Regions from separate parts of the Mus musculus genome. Here all the other regions are linked to region 3. A link is a loop called in an ENCODE intact Hi-C map of the cell type or tissue named here. Cell type or tissue: left cerebral cortex. All regions are shown on one strand.

Region 1 (4,000 bases), 640 kb before region 3:
CGTGTCAGGTAAAATTACTAACCTGATATCTTGGTCTAACGGACATTGGTAACGGACATTGGTTAAAACTGCTGTACGGTAATGCATGTTATAAGACATTCTGGATGTTGGTCATTGGGAGGAAACCTGAAGGAGTAAATATGCCCGAATGGTGATATCTACATCCTTTAAAAACCCTGGCAAAGCATGTATCTACCTCAGCATTTAAAGATCATGTTTCCCCAGTGATTGTAAGCCTGGCTTCTGCCACATCAGCAGGTCAGCCATTACTGACCCAATCGATAGCATGTCCAGGTTAACTGCTGTGGATGCTCTGCCCACCTGATGGCTTCATTGCTGCAACTAGGAAAAGTCCGCTTGGCTCCCCGGCTCCTGAGTGCGTGTCATTGAGAATCACACACAGTGTGTGCATCCGGTACATGGCTTTAAGGTACTTTCGGCCACATCTGTGAACAGGGCCTTCGGAATCAGACACTTAGGTCTTACTCAGGAGTGGGTCTTACTTAACTCCAGACACTTCACTTGTCAAAGGCTCTCTGCCAGTTTGCTGACAAGATCAAAGGGGGCAAAGCATCAGAGTGTTTCCCCTCCCCCATATTAAGAATGTGAGTGACAGGTTCTGGTCTCCCTTTCTCAGCGTCTACTTAAAGGCAAGTCTCCTGCAACAATTGCATACGTGACAATGGTTCCTTCATAATCATGATTGCAACATCTGTCATGGTAAGAGTGACACAGTGTCTGCTCTGTGTCTGGGCGAGCATGCGGCCACCCATTCTTATGCCCGTTCTCCATATTATCTTTACATGGCCGCTGCGCACGATTTTGTGGTTTTGTCCTCGCATACAGCCGCTGTGCCTTCCCTCATACACTGTCTGTGAAAGACCACGGAGCTGCGGAAGGAAGCCCCTCCCCCTTTACGTAGCGATGGAAAAGCAGGGCTCTGAAGGCCAGTCTATAACTAAGCAGCACAAATGGCTCTCATTTATCTCTGTCTTTATTGAGTATTCAGTACTAAACGTCAATATATAGGAGCGTGTGAAAATAGGTATAGATCCGCAAAGGGTCAATTAAAGTGACAAACGCACCGTCCTTCACACCCTGCTCCTTGACAAATACAAGATCATCACTTTTAACTTTAACTTTAAGCAAGCAGAAAGCTCAGAGACACACCTTGGTTCTTTAGCATAGAGCATATCTATTTAAAGAGTAGATCTGTGGGGACCTAAAAGTATCCTTTCAGATCAAGAATAAAGCTAACTATAATTTACGTGTAGTGTCAAACACATTTTACCGTATTTAGGCTTTAGGTAAACTGCTGGTGTGCAGGTGATTTGTGCCTTCTGTATGATCACCCAACGAATACGTTGACTTGTTCTGATCTTTCATTCTTCAATTATATTGACTAAGTAAGGATTTCTGTGGCTCGCTGGTAAATTTTTGGATGATTCCACATTTTGCCATTGTCTGTGTTATACAACAGTCTGATCCCCATGTCCTTCCAAAGAGAGCTCATTGGATCGTTGAAAGCCTCTTCTACCCCAACAAAGCCTAAGGAAAAAATAAAAAATAAAAAAAATAAAAAAAATAAAAAATTAAATCATGCAACATACCCACTAGATGGCGCACTAACAACAGTGATTCTCCAGCATGGGGGGACCAAAAATCAAATTTTTGAAATCTACAGAAAATTAAAACAGTAGATAGAGTGAATGTACTATTATGTTGTTTTTAAATTATTTTTTTAAATGTGGCTTATGCGTACAAGTGTGTGTGTATGTGTGTTTTTATGTGTTCTAAACTCAGAAGTTCTTCCTGTTTGCTCCACAAACATTTTAAGGACGAAGCCCCTACATCTCTATTACGGAGCAAGTGCAAGTGTCGGAAGGTTGACTGTGGAGCCTGCAAGATTATGGCTCAGAAGGAGAAGGCACTCATCTCCAAACCGGACAACCCGAATTCAATGCTCAGAACCCACAAGCCAGAAGGAGGGAAGCAACCTTGCAAGTTGTCCTCTGACTTGCACACGTGCGCTATATCACACACACACACACACACACACACACACACACACACACACACACACACTAAATAAAAGAATTAAAGACTAAAGTTGACTGCAGATGTGAATTTCTATGAAGCAAATTTCCTTTTCCCGTTGATCCCTATTATAAAGTCAAAGATTCCTCCCCGCTTGGCCCCCTAAAAATAGGGAATGTTGATCAAGATGTAATAAATTGTCATGGAGAACAGTGACAAATCTTTTGTATTGACTTATTTGAAAGGAAATTGTATTTTTTTTGACATGTTAAAAAAGGTGTCAAAATGTCACCCTCGAGTGCTGTGTGGTGAAGATTAATTTATGGTTGGTGCAATGTCATACAGGCCTAGAGAAGTAAATGACATTTTCTCTGCACTGAATAGATGGGTGATAATCACTGAGTTGCCGACTGTTGTGCCAAAATGAGTCCCAGCAGTCATGGCGGCAGGGGTGGGGTAGGGGGTGGGGTGAGGGATCAGGGGGTGTGCCGGGGAATTTAGAGACAGATGGTAAGGGTCAGAAGAAAGGAGAAGAATCAAGAACTTCACAGGCAGGAATGAACATGGATGGCAGTCCACCATCCCCAGCAATGTTCTGAAAGTCCACCACAGCAGTCGCACACTGACTGACGGGAACTGGAAAGGCTGTGAGGGTTTCATGAAGAGTCCTTAGTGACGCCACGGCTCCTTTTTAAAATCATGAATTTCCTTATTAGGAAGGCACGTGGGACTGATGCTTCTTTCAAGGTCTAATTCATGGCTAACTCAAAGTAAAATTCTTAACTAGTAGGCACGAATCTTCCTCTAATAGCTACCTGCCTTTGTCTACCTATTTTCCTCTCCCAGAGACGTGATTTCTAACTACGACAAGCCTGCTCGCTGTCCTGGGTGTGGTTCATTTCTTTCTCCCTTTGTACTTTGCTATAGCAAAGATGGCAGACTGTCTTTCTGACAACACACACAAATCTCAACCTGTTTTTCTAAGCCCAGCCCTCCCTTACAACCAGATGGGGCTCTGAGTAATTCTTGTCAGTGGAATGTGACTTGAAGTAATGGCACGCTCTCTGGGCTTTCGCCCTTTGCAGCTGCAGGGGCATCCTGGATGATCTTAGAGGCCCCATAGAGAAAGTCCTAGAGACTCCCACTTTAGAGTTTCAAATGACAGTATGGGTAAGGGTCTTCCTCCATCTCCACCCCTCTTTTGCCATGCAGCCAGAAAGCCTTGTTTTGGATTTTATGTGAGTGAGAAATGAACTTTTATTTTGCTAAGACCTGGGCTTCAGTTTGCCTCCAGTTTCAGACCAATCATCTGCACCCCACATCCCAAGGAACTGGCTGGGCACCAGGAGGAGCTCGCGGCTTTTGATAGGGTTGAAGGAAGGCAGCGGGCAAGCGAGGTTAAAGGGGGACTCCATGTGAGGCTGACACAACCCATAAACCCGTGAGGGAACGGGTTAGGTTTCATAAACGAAGTTTGATACAAAAGATTTTTTTCAAAGCTTTGTGTGAAGAGCTTTTGGGGCTGCCTTCTAGGAATTTGGCAGGAATTTTGACATCGGGATAGCACAAGGAAGTAGGCTCAAGATGAATCCTGCTGAGGTCTATGTCCTTTTATCTGGATGGGTCTTGTTAAGACTCTGAGTACAGTAATCGTGGGACCTTTGTTTATGCCTTGCTTGTTCCTTAGCTACTCTGTTTATGTCTTAGGACTGACTATATTTTTTGTATGTACCTAGAATGGTATAAAATCAGACTGGAATAAAATAAAATAAAATATAAAAAAAATAAAATAAACCCACTTCAGCCTCAGCGTGGTTGGAGCCATGTTATAGCGTTGTCTAATTGGCTTTTTCTTTTCAATCCTCACTCCCTCCCTGGAGACCCAGTTGACTGACTGAGCTGGCTTGGTCAGGTTTGTTTTTATTTTCGTGTGTAAGTCTGTTTACACTGTGTGTGTGCCCTT
Region 2 (4,000 bases), 120 kb before region 3:
ACTGCGTTTCTGGCTCTGTGTGCTTGCTGCAGTGACAACCAGCACGGCCTTTGGCAGAAGCTCAGCTGCCTGGCCAGCTTACTTCAGCTGTGCCTTTGTGTTCTTTGTGTGGTATTGGTTGGGTCCTTCGACTCCAGATTTTATTTCTGACCTCATTAGGGATTTCTTCAATGTTTCCTTTCTAAGTGCAGGTCTCTGCAATTTCCCTTCTCCTATCTTCAAGTTTCCCAAGGCTTTCTTCTGCTTGCCCAAACGTGGTTTTGATTCCTTTTGTGATTTAAAAAAAATTATTTATTGTATTTTTCTGCTCCGGCATTTATTTTTAAGTTTCTAGCTCTTTATTAATAGCTTTCCTTGTCTCAAGTATTTCTGGTGTGTGTGTGTTTAGTGTGTGATATTCTGCATATCCTCTCTCAGTCCTTTGAGCACCTACCAATACTGTGCCTGCCTATAAGGCAAGGGTTCTAACGTCTGAGTCTAGAAGATCCACCATTAAATGTTTTTCAGAGACATTTTTTTTGGTTCATCCACCCCCCACACACATGAGTTTTCTGTTTGTTTGGTTTTTTTTTTTTTTTTGAAACAGTCTTGTGAGGCCCAGCCTGGCCTGGAACTTAACACAGCAGGGGGTAATTTTGAAATCCTGCCGTCCTGACTCGGCCTCCCAAGGACTGGGATCACGAGTGTGCAGTCACACCCAGCCAATAGATCTTGCATGCTTAGTTCTCTGCATACTTTGTGCTTTTCTCGTTGGTGTTGGAACCTAGGGCTTCAGCCCGACTGTGTGGTAAGCTGCACCGCACACCCTCCTCCCTTCAGCACTGTTAGGCTTTTTGCCTCCCTTGGCTTGTTGGCTTTGGTTGCAGTGGCTACTTCTGCGCCGAGAGCATTGCTCCCGGTGAACGTGTACAGCCTTCCTAGGTTTTCTTCTGAGCACGTATCCTGCCCTGGACATGCAGATGTCCCAACGCCCCCATTAGAACGCTCTAGTCTTCGTGTCCGATCCCAGAAGAAGAAGGAGAAACAAAGGGAGGAAAAAGCCCTGGACTCTCTAATGTTCTAGAAGTTCCTTCAGCCAGAAGTAGGGAGACCCACAGTAAGGAAAGGGGTGCGCCACAATCCTGCCTGCTTCCTTGTACCTATGTGCTGATGGGCAGCAGTCACCAAGCACATCCCAATACTGGTTTGTTAATTTATTGACTATCACTATTAATTTGCCTCTCTTCATCCCCTCCCCCAGTGTGTATACACTTCTTTGGGAATAAAAACACAACTTCCTGCCAGAAGCTAAGGGGTGGAAGTAAGTTGGGGGTGAAACTGCTGTTACATTAGAGCTCAGAGAGCTGGTGAGCTCAGTGGTTAAGAGCTCCGACTACTCTTCTGAAGGCCATGAGTTCAAATCCCAGCAACCACATGATGGCTCACGTTAGAGCTCAGAGTCAGCAAAGCTACCTGCAAATTTCTGCCCAAGCCTGGCTTCAAATGATTCTTCCATGAGGCCGGCTGTCTGAACCAGGAGACAGCTTCCTGGTGCTTCCTAGTCTCATCTCTCCTCTCCAGAACCTTCTTCCTAAAGGCTGGTGGTGCTGTGTTACAGAGAATTCTGGTTCCCATGACCACAGATCATCTGGGAGGAGCAATCCAAAGGAAGACGGTTGGGAGGGGTTAGGGAGGGGGTGGAAGAGGCTAACCCGCTGGCCCCCATGTTGTAAGTGGTGCCCCAGAAGAGCTTCCTCACCTCCCTGGCTATCACCTCAGCCATTCCTGGTCCACCAAAGCCATCACTCTGCTGCCCACTGAGCACCCCCTGCTCTAGGTCATCTCCTCACTCTCAGTAGGCTGGGCACACCTGCTCTTCCAAGGAGCTCTTGTAGGAAAAGGCTGCCACAGATGAGTCCTGCCCCACACCATCAAGGGCTTCTACTCCACTAGCGGCATCTTAATAATCCAGGAAAATGCTGGCTTCTTCCACTCTTGAACCTCTCACTAGATTACATCTCTAATCAAAGAGAAATTTTCTTCAAACTTCCTTTCTTTTTCTTTTTATGAGAGACTCTCTCTTTTACCGTTAAACCTTTTTGCAGATTGGAGAATCTGGTTTTTCTACTTCTTTATATATTTTTTTCGATTAAAATAACATTACATCACTTTCTCCCCTTCCTTTGCCTTCCTCTAACCCCCTCCTATGTCCCTCCCACTCTCAAATCGCTAGCTTCTTTTCTCTTTCTCTTTATTATTGTTACACACATGCACATATGTGTATATGTATACATAAATATATAGAAATAACCTGTTGTGTCCGTTTATGTTGTTTGCCAGTGATGTTCACTCTGTACTAGACAACCAATTAGGGCACTCTTCCCTGAGAGGCTAATTCTGTCTTTCTCAGCCTTTCTTGTTCCTGTAATTCTCCGCTAGGGGGCACCCTGTGAAACGTCCCTGTCCAGGTCCATCGATAATGCCGCTGTTCTGGTTTTGTTTGTACAATCCTTCTAGGTGAGACTGTTTCACAGCCGACTATGGAGTTCTGGCTCATACATTCTTCTTCGATGTTTCCTTTGCCATAGATGCAGGAGCTGCAATGTAGATTTTCTGTTGGGGCTACTTTGTATCCAGTTGCAGTTTTCTGGGATACTCTCCATTTGCTGTGAGGAGAGGCTTTACTGATGAGGGCTGATGGTTACATTGTATCTGTGGTATAATGATAGGATTTACGATGTTTTAAGGAATTATGTACCTCTGTCTAGCAAAATGGCAATAGTAGGGGTTTTTTCCCCTAATGTCCATGACCTTACTAGCTCTGGGAAACTGGCTAGGTTTTCAGTATCACATGATTTGCTTCCCGTTAAGAAGGCATTAAGTTCAGTTAGACAGCTCTTGGTTACCACCGACATTTAAGCGCCACGATGGTGCCTTTACAGGTGTCTCATTCTGCCGTTCATTGTGTGGTTCATAGAGGTTGCAGCTGGTAGGACTATTCATTTCTTTCCACCCTTAGCAATTTGCACAGTGTTTTCTGGTACCAAGGAAAACTAGAACTCAGGAAGGAAGTTTTCAGGTTGGATTCATCTCAAATGTAAGACCCTTTTACATGACTAATTATTGAGTGCATTCCAACTGAATTCTTGGATCTCCACAAGTCAGAAAATACATTCGGCATCTTCCAAGAACTCTCCACTTTCTATTGTATAAGAAACCAGTCTGCTTAGATCATGTAGATGACCTCTAGGGGGCAGTGCTTCCTAACCCCACGTAACAACCCTTGGGGCTTTGCTCTGTAAGTAGCAAAGACAGGCTTCCCCTAAATGGTGTGTAGAGTTACTGTTTTAAGTTAACATACAAAGTAACGAGCTTCATAGTGACTTTGTAACACATTATCCATTGTGTCCTTAGTTCCCTTCCTCCCCCCCCAATACTTTCCTATTCTTTCCTATCATTTGTATTTTATTACTGTCATGTTTCTCCTTCCTTTCTTCCCATGATCCCATTTAGTTTAATAATGCACACACATAAATGAATACACTCACTTATATACATACATGTGCATATATATTATAAAAAATTCAGGTCCTACATACAAGAGACATTATGTTGTATTTGTCTGAGTCTGCTTGTTTCCTGGAATGTAATGTTTTACAGTTGCATCTGATGTCTTGCAAATTTCATGACTTTAGTTTTCTTCACAGTTGTATAACATTCCTTTGTATAGATGAAAAAGAAACTGTGTCCATTTTCATATATATATGAAATACATATATATACATTTACATATATATTTACATATATTTTAATTATTTAAATTATTATTAGATATACATATATATTTGAATTATTGTTGTTGTTGTTGTTTATTCACTTTACATCCCACTCCCTGCCCCCTCCTGGTCACCTCCTCCCACAATCCTTCCTCCCTCCTGCCTTCTCCTCTGAGCAGATGGAGGCCCCCCTGGGTATCTCTCACCCTGGCACAACAAGTCTCTTATGAGAATAGGCGCATCTT
Region 3 (4,000 bases):
AGGCCAGGATGACCTCAAACTCAGAAATCTGCCTGCCTCTGCCTCCCAAGTGCTGGGATTAAAGGTGTGTGCCACCACTGCCCAGCTGTTTGACATTTTGCTACAATTTTCCTATTTTTTTTTTTCCTTTAAGGCTTACTAATCCCTTTCCATCTTTTTCTCAAAGTGAGTGGTTGGCGATCCTGGAATCCCTGTCTTTGCATTCCTCTCTGAGTTCACAATATTGTCTACACTACTAAGAAACAAAAAGTAGTTCACAAATGGATGTGGACATTTCAGTTGAGGATGGGTAGCATGGCTCTGATCTTCAGAGAAGGAATAACTGGTTTCCAGGGACAATCAGACACTACTTTTACTGTGCAAGGAATAGCAGGGAAAACCACTCATGTTAGAGACACAGCCTTCCATTCACAGAAACTGCTTTAATTCTGGTCTAAGAAACATTTTACCTAATTCAAATAATTCCCTGTTAATACCTTCCCCTTAAGTAGCCAGATTTGTCAAGAGTGCTATCTGAATATTATTAAATTATTGAATTCTTTGGCAGCCTTTGTGGCAATAGGTTTTTCTTTTTTGCATATGTATTTTTTGAAATTATTTTACATACAATGTATTCTGATCAGTGTTTCCTCTCCTCCAGTTCCTCCCAGCCCCCCCCAACTCCCCACCCACCAAACTCAGACCCCTTTCTCGCTCTCTTTTTAGAAAACAAACAGGCAACCCTCCCAAAAAAAAATACCAGAATGTAAAAATTTAAAAAGGGAAAAAGCACAACACACGCGCACACACAACCTTATTAAAAACAAAAAAATAAAAAACTATAATATATAAACAAAAGGTCAGTAAGAGAAAGTAACAAACAAAAACAAAACAAAACAAAAAAAAAAACAACCCACATAAGCGATATGAAACAAAAAAAAATCTGCAAAAATACCTTTTTTTACAGATACCAGTTTTTAGTACCCCAGACTGGCCTCAACCTTTTGACAATACAACTCAACTTCCTGGCAGAGTGTAGGGATTGCAGATACGCCACCGTTCCAAACAAAGCAGGAAAAGGAAAAGGACATTTTATAGAAAGGGAAATTTCCGACTTTTAAGGAGTCACTTCTGAGAATAAAACATGCAAGCGTTTACTTTTCTCTGCGTAGACTTTGACACCAAAGAGGCTAAAAGCAGAGTGACAGGCCAGCAGCTGCAGCCACGTGGTTTCAGGTAACCGCGTTCACCCAGCTGCCTAACCCTCTTCCTTGTGGCCTCAGCGCGTTTCTATTTTAAGCACGTTGGTAATTGTTTGTCTCAACCCTTCATATTTTTTCTGCAGGTCTTTTTTTTTTTTTTTTTTTTTTTTGCATCTTCGAAGGCTTCTCCTTATCTTTGTTCAGATACAAAGAGCAGCGCCTGTATTTTCATATCGCTACCCACCATCAGAATCACGCCACACGGTCCTTTTGCTGAGTACACTGCCGACCAATCACTGCAGATCGAAATAACCGAACGTTTAAAAAGCATCAGTTGAAAAGGAAGCTACAAATGGAAGTTGGATTATTTTGTTTTGTTGTTTAACAGCTTAATTTGTAGATAAAGAGTAAAGAGAGAACGCAGTAGAAAGAGTTGTAGCCTGCTCTCCTCCGTGAGAACAGCGCCACCGTCTGGATTCCCAGGGTTTGCTCAGTGAACAAATTTAGGAGGTTTGTATTCGAGTGGCGTGTAGGTAGAAAACCTAAGGTTTTGTTTTGCTTTTATATTAACATCTATCAATTCATTCATTTGCGTTTTGGGAAAAGAGTGCTTTATTATTTAAACCGTTTTCTCCCTGAGAAGTTTATAAGCTAAAAATAACAATTTTACTCTCCCTAGACAGATTTGTGTATACTGTATCTCTCAGAAATTGACTGTAGTAGTACCAGATACTTACATGGCTTCTTTTATAGGTCCTATTATTATAAAATTATTATTTCAACAGGGATTAATTTTGTATGTCCTTCCTCAGTATGTTTTCTCCAAAACTGCCTGATCGTAACTGCATGTTTATTAAGTTTGAAGTTTTGATTTTTTTCTCAACACTAGTGATTAATTAGGCTGCACAATAAAAAAAAAAATCAGTCCCATGAAACTGAAATTTTTGCCAAAAAATTCTAAGCACATAAAATCACTACTGACATCATTATACATAAGTTAATTGGAACACCAAAATATGGCACATATAAATGCATACATATGGTTCTATACAATAGTAAAAATTCTCATTAGTATGCAAAGTAATGCAAATTCTAAGCTCTTCTCAAATTGAAAGCATTATAATATTTGCCAAAATCCTTATTATTCCCATGAATGAACAGAAGAGCTTATCTGAACATAAAAAATGGCATTCGCCGCTGAACAATCGCTTTTCTTGTATTGTATTGTATTGTATTGTATTGTATTGTATTGTATTGTATTAGGATGTTTTAATCAATGGCCCTTCTTGCCATTGTTTTTCATAATCAGCCTTAACATGCTAATGTTCCATTCAGTTGCCAAAATCAGTCTCATCCTACACTGAGCCACGTGCTTCCCCTAAAGTGAAGCCAAGAACAACTGTTTCATAGAAAACAAAGGGTCAGTCCCCTCCGTGGTGGTGTAGGAGGCTGTGGGCAGACAAGCATCTTCCGGGTCTAGTCCTCCCGTTACTTTGTTTCAGTCTTAGTCTTGAAGATGTTACCCACCCGCTAGTTTACTCTGTAACCTTGTCTCCCCCCATCATTCTAACTCTACTAAGCCTATGTCCAACACTGAGCACTTACAAAGCTTGCTGTCCAGTGTGGTTCGTATCTGTTCATCCATCTCATTAGAACTGAAAGAAGTGGGTGCCATTAGTTTTCCTTTTCTGCAGCCCGAAGAACAAAGAGATGGGATCCGTTTTCCCTGAACCACCGAGTTATTAAGAGTCTGCCATGGATGCCTTAATGCTCTGCTGCTTCTCCTCTGATGTGAAATGGCGACTCACTGTGGCCTTTGATGCCGAGCACCACTTTGCATCTTACTATTGTTTAAATGCAAGCATCTTCTAAATAATGACCAAATGATTTTTGTAAGCTTTTCCTGCTCCCACAACCCTCTGCCTCCCGCATCTGCTAGTTTTTGATCTTGCATGCACGTATTTAAATTGTTCTTCCTTCCAAAGTCATTCATATCTAAAACCTACTTATTGAAAAATCAACTATGTAATTTATAAACGATTATCTAATGCTTAAGCTCTATGGTCCAAGGTCAGCATTATCAAAACGCATGTCGCGTGTATGGTTTGAACCGGCAACTCTGCTTGGTAATCTTTTCTCTCTCATCATCCATGGGCTAATGCTGCTTAACCCGGTGGACATGTTCATTTCATCGTTTGCAAAAACAAAACAACAAAAATATAATGTATGCTCATGGGGTACTCCTATAAGAAGTAGGAGTTACACTGTCATTAAAAAGAATGAGTCTCACAGAAGTGTATGCTCACAGTCAGCTAATGGATGGATCACAGGGCTCCCAATGGAGGAGCTAGAGAAAGTACCCAAGGAGCTAAAGGGATCTGCAACCCTATAGGTGGAACAACATTATGAACTAACCAGTACCCCGGAGCTCTTGACTCTAGCTGCATATGTATCAAAAGATGGCCTAGTCGGCCATCACTGGAAAGAGAGGCCCATTGGACACGCAAACTTTATATGCCCCAGTACAGGGGAACGCCAGGGCCAAAAAGGGGGAGTGGGTGGGTAGGGGAGTGGGGGTGGGTGGGTATGGGGGACTTTTGGTATAGCATTGGAAATGTAAATGAGCTAAATACCTAATAAAAAATGGAAAAAAATTAATCTAAAAAAAAAGAAAAAGAATGAGTCTCCCAGCTCTGACACACCCAGGATCTCAGGATTGCAGGATCCCAGAATCACAGGATCACAGAGAAAGCTTGACTCTGAGGAGTTCTGACACAACCAGGATCGCAGGAATGACAGGCTCCAGTCAGATATAGTGC

The links. Hi-C counts contacts between places; a loop is a spot of excess contacts. Peaks named below come from ENCODE experiments on the same cell type or tissue, not always from the same donor. Only the 100,000 strongest peaks of a DNase experiment are listed, where the experiment ranks them.
Region 1: a loop joins it to region 3, with 2.9 times the contacts of the local background. A loop is called at or near these places in 7 of 42 quality-filtered maps.
Region 2: a loop joins it to region 3, with 6 times the contacts of the local background. A loop is called at or near these places in 38 of 42 quality-filtered maps.

What each region holds. Positions count from the first base shown.
Region 1 is chr15:97,185,656-97,189,655 of GRCm38, reverse strand. Gm33253 (a long non-coding RNA gene) reads right to left here. Exons shown (of 4, transcript XR_003951518.1): 3 at 1,292-1,548. Gm33205 (a long non-coding RNA gene) reads left to right here. Exons shown (of 4, transcript XR_875636.1): 4 at 1,838-2,241. Among named protein-coding and RNA genes, the nearest start is that of Gm33253, 4.6 kb to the right of the region's middle. In left cerebral cortex, a CTCF peak has its summit at 1,638 (motif pointing right); no DNase peak of the experiment used is centred here.
Region 2 is chr15:96,665,317-96,669,316 of GRCm38, reverse strand. No RefSeq gene overlaps it. Among named protein-coding and RNA genes, the nearest start is that of Gm22045, 4.5 kb to the left of the region's middle. In left cerebral cortex, CTCF peaks have their summits at 2,411 (motif pointing right) and 3,227 (motif pointing right); DNase peaks (open chromatin) are centred at 2,433 and 3,228; H3K4me3 peaks cover 431 bases.
Region 3 is chr15:96,540,893-96,544,892 of GRCm38, reverse strand. No RefSeq gene overlaps it. Among named protein-coding and RNA genes, the nearest start is that of Gm32406, 36 kb to the right of the region's middle. In left cerebral cortex, a CTCF peak has its summit at 1,648 (motif pointing left); DNase peaks (open chromatin) are centred at 1,611 and 2,521; H3K4me3 peaks cover 664 bases; H3K27ac peaks cover 847 bases.